Linked DNA regions of Homo sapiens: region 2 is linked to region 1. The links are chromatin loops, found by intact Hi-C in ENCODE. Cell type or tissue: K562. All regions are shown on one strand. Region 1 overlaps ATG5 (autophagy related 5). Region 2 has its middle 180 kb from the start of LINC02836.

Evidence for each region. Peaks named below come from ENCODE experiments on the same cell type or tissue, not always from the same donor. Only the 100,000 strongest peaks of a DNase experiment are listed, where the experiment ranks them.
Region 2: it touches region 1 in a loop (2.9-fold over the local background); 1 of 110 quality-filtered maps calls a loop at or near these places.

Annotation. Positions count from the first base shown.
Region 1 is chr6:106,311,635-106,314,134 of GRCh38, reverse strand. All of the region lies in intron 2 of ATG5 (autophagy related 5), which reads left to right. Among named protein-coding and RNA genes, the nearest start is that of ATG5, 13 kb to the left of the region's middle. In K562, no CTCF peak of the experiment used is centred here; DNase peaks (open chromatin) are centred at 1,064 and 1,934.
Region 2 is chr6:105,809,173-105,811,672 of GRCh38, reverse strand. No RefSeq gene overlaps it. Among named protein-coding and RNA genes, the nearest start is that of LINC02836, 180 kb to the right of the region's middle. In K562, no CTCF peak of the experiment used is centred here; DNase peaks (open chromatin) are centred at 422 and 972.

The DNA of each region.
Region 1 (2,500 bases):
CTAGTGTTTCTAATCAAATTGAAAATGGCAAGAGTGTTTACAGTAACTGTAGGAGAAAGAGGATTGTCTTGTCTTATAGGTAATTGGTTTTTTCTTGAATTCTTCCTAATTCTTCACCCAGAGAAACCTCTTATACAGTCATGATTTGTGTTTTTGAAGACTGTTGGGTGACTGGCATATAATAAACATAAAACAAAAAACTGGAATTTAAAACCATATGGCACAATCCAAATTTTGCTATTTAAATATGTACATGCTTAAGTGTAAGTTAATACGTACAAGGAAGAAAATATATAAAACATCAGTGATGGCTAGTCTTAGAATTACAGATGAGGATTTTAGTGCCAATATAGCTGTAGTTCAGATAATATGTCCCTTGCTGTCAATTAAGCTTGAACATATTTTTAATATTAATAGTACATATATTCCTCTTTTCTGCATTTTGATTTGTTGCCTCTGTGCATAATCTTTCCGCCTATATCCTATATGTTTATCACTGAGCATTATGTTTTATTTTTCAGAGAATATTGGTAAGGAAATTTGTAGAAACTAGATAACTTTTCAATTTGTATTTTTTCGTTTATGTTCATTTAAACTGTTGCTTTTCATTTAGATTATCCAGTATAAAAACACATATACTCATTTGGATTGCTATTTTGTGACTTGTTTCTAGAGGAAATCATGATTGGACCCATGGTCATCAATGTCATGGACCCTTAACATTAGGCAGCGATCCGTTTATGTATCCTTAGTCAGGTGTCTGCCCTATTCCACTATGACTATGTCTCTGAGCCCTGACCTCTTCCTTCACTCTGAACAGGTGACCTCACTTCCTCTTTCATGAAGAAAAGAGAAATGATATGATAGGTGTGATAGGACCTCCCTTAACTTTCTGTCACCAAATCTGCAAAACCTATCTGCATCCCACACATTTACTTCTCTTTCCCTCCTGTTATAATGGAAGAAGTATTCTTCCTTCTAGGCAAGGCCCAGCCCTCTATCTTCTGCCTTCTCAGGAAGCTGGTGGTATCTGATCTTCTCCCACCTCCACCTCTGCCTTCTCTGTTTATTTTACTTTCAACTTCTTATCTGCTGGCTCCTTCACAGTTTTTAGTGTTGTCATAAATCCTTCCTATCCTGAAACAACAACCTTCTGTTGACCCCATCTCTCAACTTTGGCTTTTCCTCCATGGCTAGACTTCTTAAAAAGGTTGCTTATAGTCATTCTCTGCCTTCCACCTCCTACCAGTTAGTTTTCTGTAATCACATTTTCATACTATTCCAAGAAAACTGTTCTTGCCAAAGTCACTAATGGTATTTTTTTAGCCAAGCTCAGAGTCTGTTTGTTAATTTTCATTTGCTTTATCTCAGCAGTGTTTGATGTTGTTGGTTGCTTCTCCCATCTTGTGGCATTGTCCTGTTAGCCCTGCAGTGCTCAGTATCCTTGGTTTTGCTTTTGCCTGTCTGGTTTTTATGTGTGTGTGTGTGTGTGTGTGTGTGTGTGTGTGTGTAGTCTTTTTTGCCAGATCTTTCTCCTTTGTTTATTCCTTAATATTGGTATTTCTTAGGGCTCTGCTTTCTTTTTTTTCACTTCACTTTTTACCCCCTGGAGTTCTTGTCCATTTTTATGTCTTTGTCAAGCATTTATATCTTGACAATTCCCAATATTTTTCTCCAGAGCTCCAAACCTATATATTTGTCTGCTGGAGATCCTCACTTAGATGTCTTATAGGAGCTCAAACTATGTATGTTAGAAACTGGACTCATCAGCTTTCCCCCCAAAAAAATCTGGTCCTCTGCATTATTTTATTCCCTTCCTGTTTTGGCAAGAAGAACTACTCTTACTTGAAACCTGGGACTCATCGTTTGGTGCTTCCTTCCTTCTCTCTTATCCCAGATAGTCGGTAACTTACTCCAGAGACCTCAGTGTCTCTCAGACTTATCTGATCCCTTTCATCCCCCACTGCTACAGCCTAGACCAGACTACTGCTTAAAAACTGATCAGGCCAGGCACAGTGGCTCACGCCTGTAATCCCAGCACTTTGGGAGGCCAAGGTGGGTGGATCACCTGAGGTCAGGAGTTTGAGACCAGCCTGGCCAACATGGTGAAACCCATCTCTACTAAAAATACAAAAAATTAGCCCGGTGTGGTGGTGGACACCTGTAATCCCAGCTACCTGGGAGACTGAGGCAGGAGAATCACTTGAACCTGGGAGGTAGACGTTGCAGTGAGCCGAGATCTTGCCTTTGTACTCCAGCCTGGGTGAGAAGAGTGAAACTCCATCTCAAAAAAAAAAAAAAAGAAGGAGATCAAATTGCACAGTAGTAACCAGTTTCCTGCTTTTAGTTTTCCCTTCTTTCCATTTTCTAGTCTGCAGTTGGAGTGATCTTTTCAAATCACATGTCTGATCTTGTCACTTGCTTGCTTAAAACCTTTGTGGCTTTTCATCATTTTTAGGATCTTTCATTTAGTTTACAAGGTTCTCGATAATCTGGCTCC
Region 2 (2,500 bases), 500 kb after region 1:
GGCCAAGACAGGCGGATTGCTTGAGGCCAGGAGTTTGAGACCAGTCTGGCCAAATGGCAAAACCCCATCTTTACTAAAAATACAAAATTAGCCAGTCATGTTGGCACATGCTTGTAATCCTAGCTACTTTGGGGGCTGAAACATGAGAATCACTTGAACCTGGAGGGCGGAGGTTGCAGTGAGCTGAGATCACGCCGCTGCACTCCAGCCTGGGTGACAGAGTTATACCCCATCTCAAAAACAAACAAACAAACAAACAAAAAATAAAAAAAAATTAAAAAAAAGCTGGGTTTAAACCTGTCCTGGGTCACTGGAGGTATATTGGTTTCTGGTCCCATCACAGGTGACTTTTCTGATAGAGGAACTTGGACAGCGCTTGAGACTAGACAGAGTGTGTGAGCTCCTGTCAATGGCCAGATAAATGACACTATCAAACTGCTGACTAGCTAAAAGATTAAGCTACTCAAAGCCCCTGTGAATGGCCAGCTGAGTGAATGACCCAAACTTTTGTGAACCCATCAAAGTCACTAGAGGAAATGGCACCTTTAAGGCTCAGCAAAGATTCCCTTCTAAATCACCCTAAGTTATAGGGGGATTTTTTGTTATTGTTTTCCTCCATTTATTTGACTCATTTCACTTGACATTCCCCCTCCTCTTTACTAACTATGTAGGTCCTGAAGGTCTCAAAGGAAAACAAAGAAAGGAGAAGGCTAAAAAGACCAAAAAAAAAAAAAAAATGTGCCATCTGGGCAGTTGCATAGGCTCCACTGTCAGGTTTCTTGACTCTTGAAGAAAGTTGGAAGGATTTTGTTCAGCAGAGACTTGCAAGTGTCCTCACTCCCTCTTTCTGCTCCCCACCACCCCCCTGCCTGCTCCTACCCTACAGCCCCAGATCCTCCAACTCCACCCTTCCTTTCCGTTGCCCTGAAGGGGAGGACATGAGTCAGCATTCAGACTTGAAAGTGTGAGCTGCCTCTGAGTCCTCAGAATGTAATCATTTCAGAAAATCTAGGACACAGAACTACAGAGAAAGTCACCCTCCCCACCTCCTTCTGCTCTGTGGCCAGACATTGACTCCCACTCTCTGAATGCAGCTTTAGCTAGGGCTGAACTTTAACCTTAAAAAAAAAAACCACATGGTATTGGGGTGGGAGCAGGAGAGCAGCAGCGACAACCACCACCCAAGTGCAATTAGATGAACAGATTTTGCAGAGAACTCCAACGGTTTACCACTCTGAACATCTGGTGTTTGGCAGTGTTCAGACTGGAATTAGAGAGCACTCACAAAAAGTCATGTTCTGATAAGAGTCTCAGTCCTGATCTTAGGAGCCAGAATTAATTCTCTCCTTTACTCTTCCAAAAGAGGAAGTGCATTGGAATTCCCACCAGGTATCTTGTTACAACTTCCAAGCACACCTGTAAACTTATGCTTTCGGGAAGGAAACCAATTCCACTGATTTTTTATTTGGTCCACACTCCATCAGCCTCCACATCCTGGTTTTTACTTTGCAATAGAAAAAATAAACTTTAGTAAATGTGTCTTGCCTGCCCACAGTGACATCTTTGGTCTTGGCTTTTGGAGGAAAGGCAAATAGTCTCACATACAGGGGATAGCTACAACCCCATGGTGGATCAGACATTTTCAAGGTGAAAATCTCCTTAGACTTGTGAAGATGTAACCTGTTTGGGGTTAAGAGAAAGCCAAGACCTCAACTGCTCTCATGTACGGCAATGTGAAAGAAAGTAATTTGGGAAATTATGGTATTTCAGCTATACAAAGAACTGCTGAATTAGTTATACAACTCTTTACCTGCTGGGTTTCTATTGTGCAATCTCTTGCCCTTGTTTGAGGGGTCTCCTTTCTCTCACAAATTATCAAAGTAGTCTCAATTTGGAAAGGGAGAGTGAGTATTGAGTGCTGAAACTCCATTTATTGTGTTCTTATTTCCAAGTGTCTTGTTGCCAAAACAGACAGGAAGCAGTCCCACCACACTTTTATTTAATAAACCAACTTGCACTCTAAGCAAACAGAAAATCAGATCTTGCTCTGGCTTTGACAGTGTCCTGGTACAAACTGGGAGACAAGCAATGGAAGCTCCTCCTTCTGAGGAATTATGGAGACATGCACCTTTGTGCAATATCATTGAAGGAAACTCAGAGTCCATCTACAGCAGGAGAAAAGTGAGGGCCAAAAGGCAAGGGTCACACAGCCGGCTAGTGGCCCAATAGAAGTAGAATTATCTGCTCCTTCTGCTGGTCTTAGCCTTTCCACCACACCATTTCCAGCTGTACTTTCATTCTTAATGGTGTGAAGTTAGCTAGGCTGTGATTAATCAGTGAAAGCAGAGTGATTTTGCAGTGCTTATGCACATTTTGTAAGACAGGGAGAGTGTGGGAGAGGAAGGAAAGGGTGTGTGTGTGTGTGTGTGTGTGTGTGTGTGTGTGTGCGTATGCATGTGTGGGTGCATGCACAAGTTAGAAGGGTGAAAGTATCCAAAAT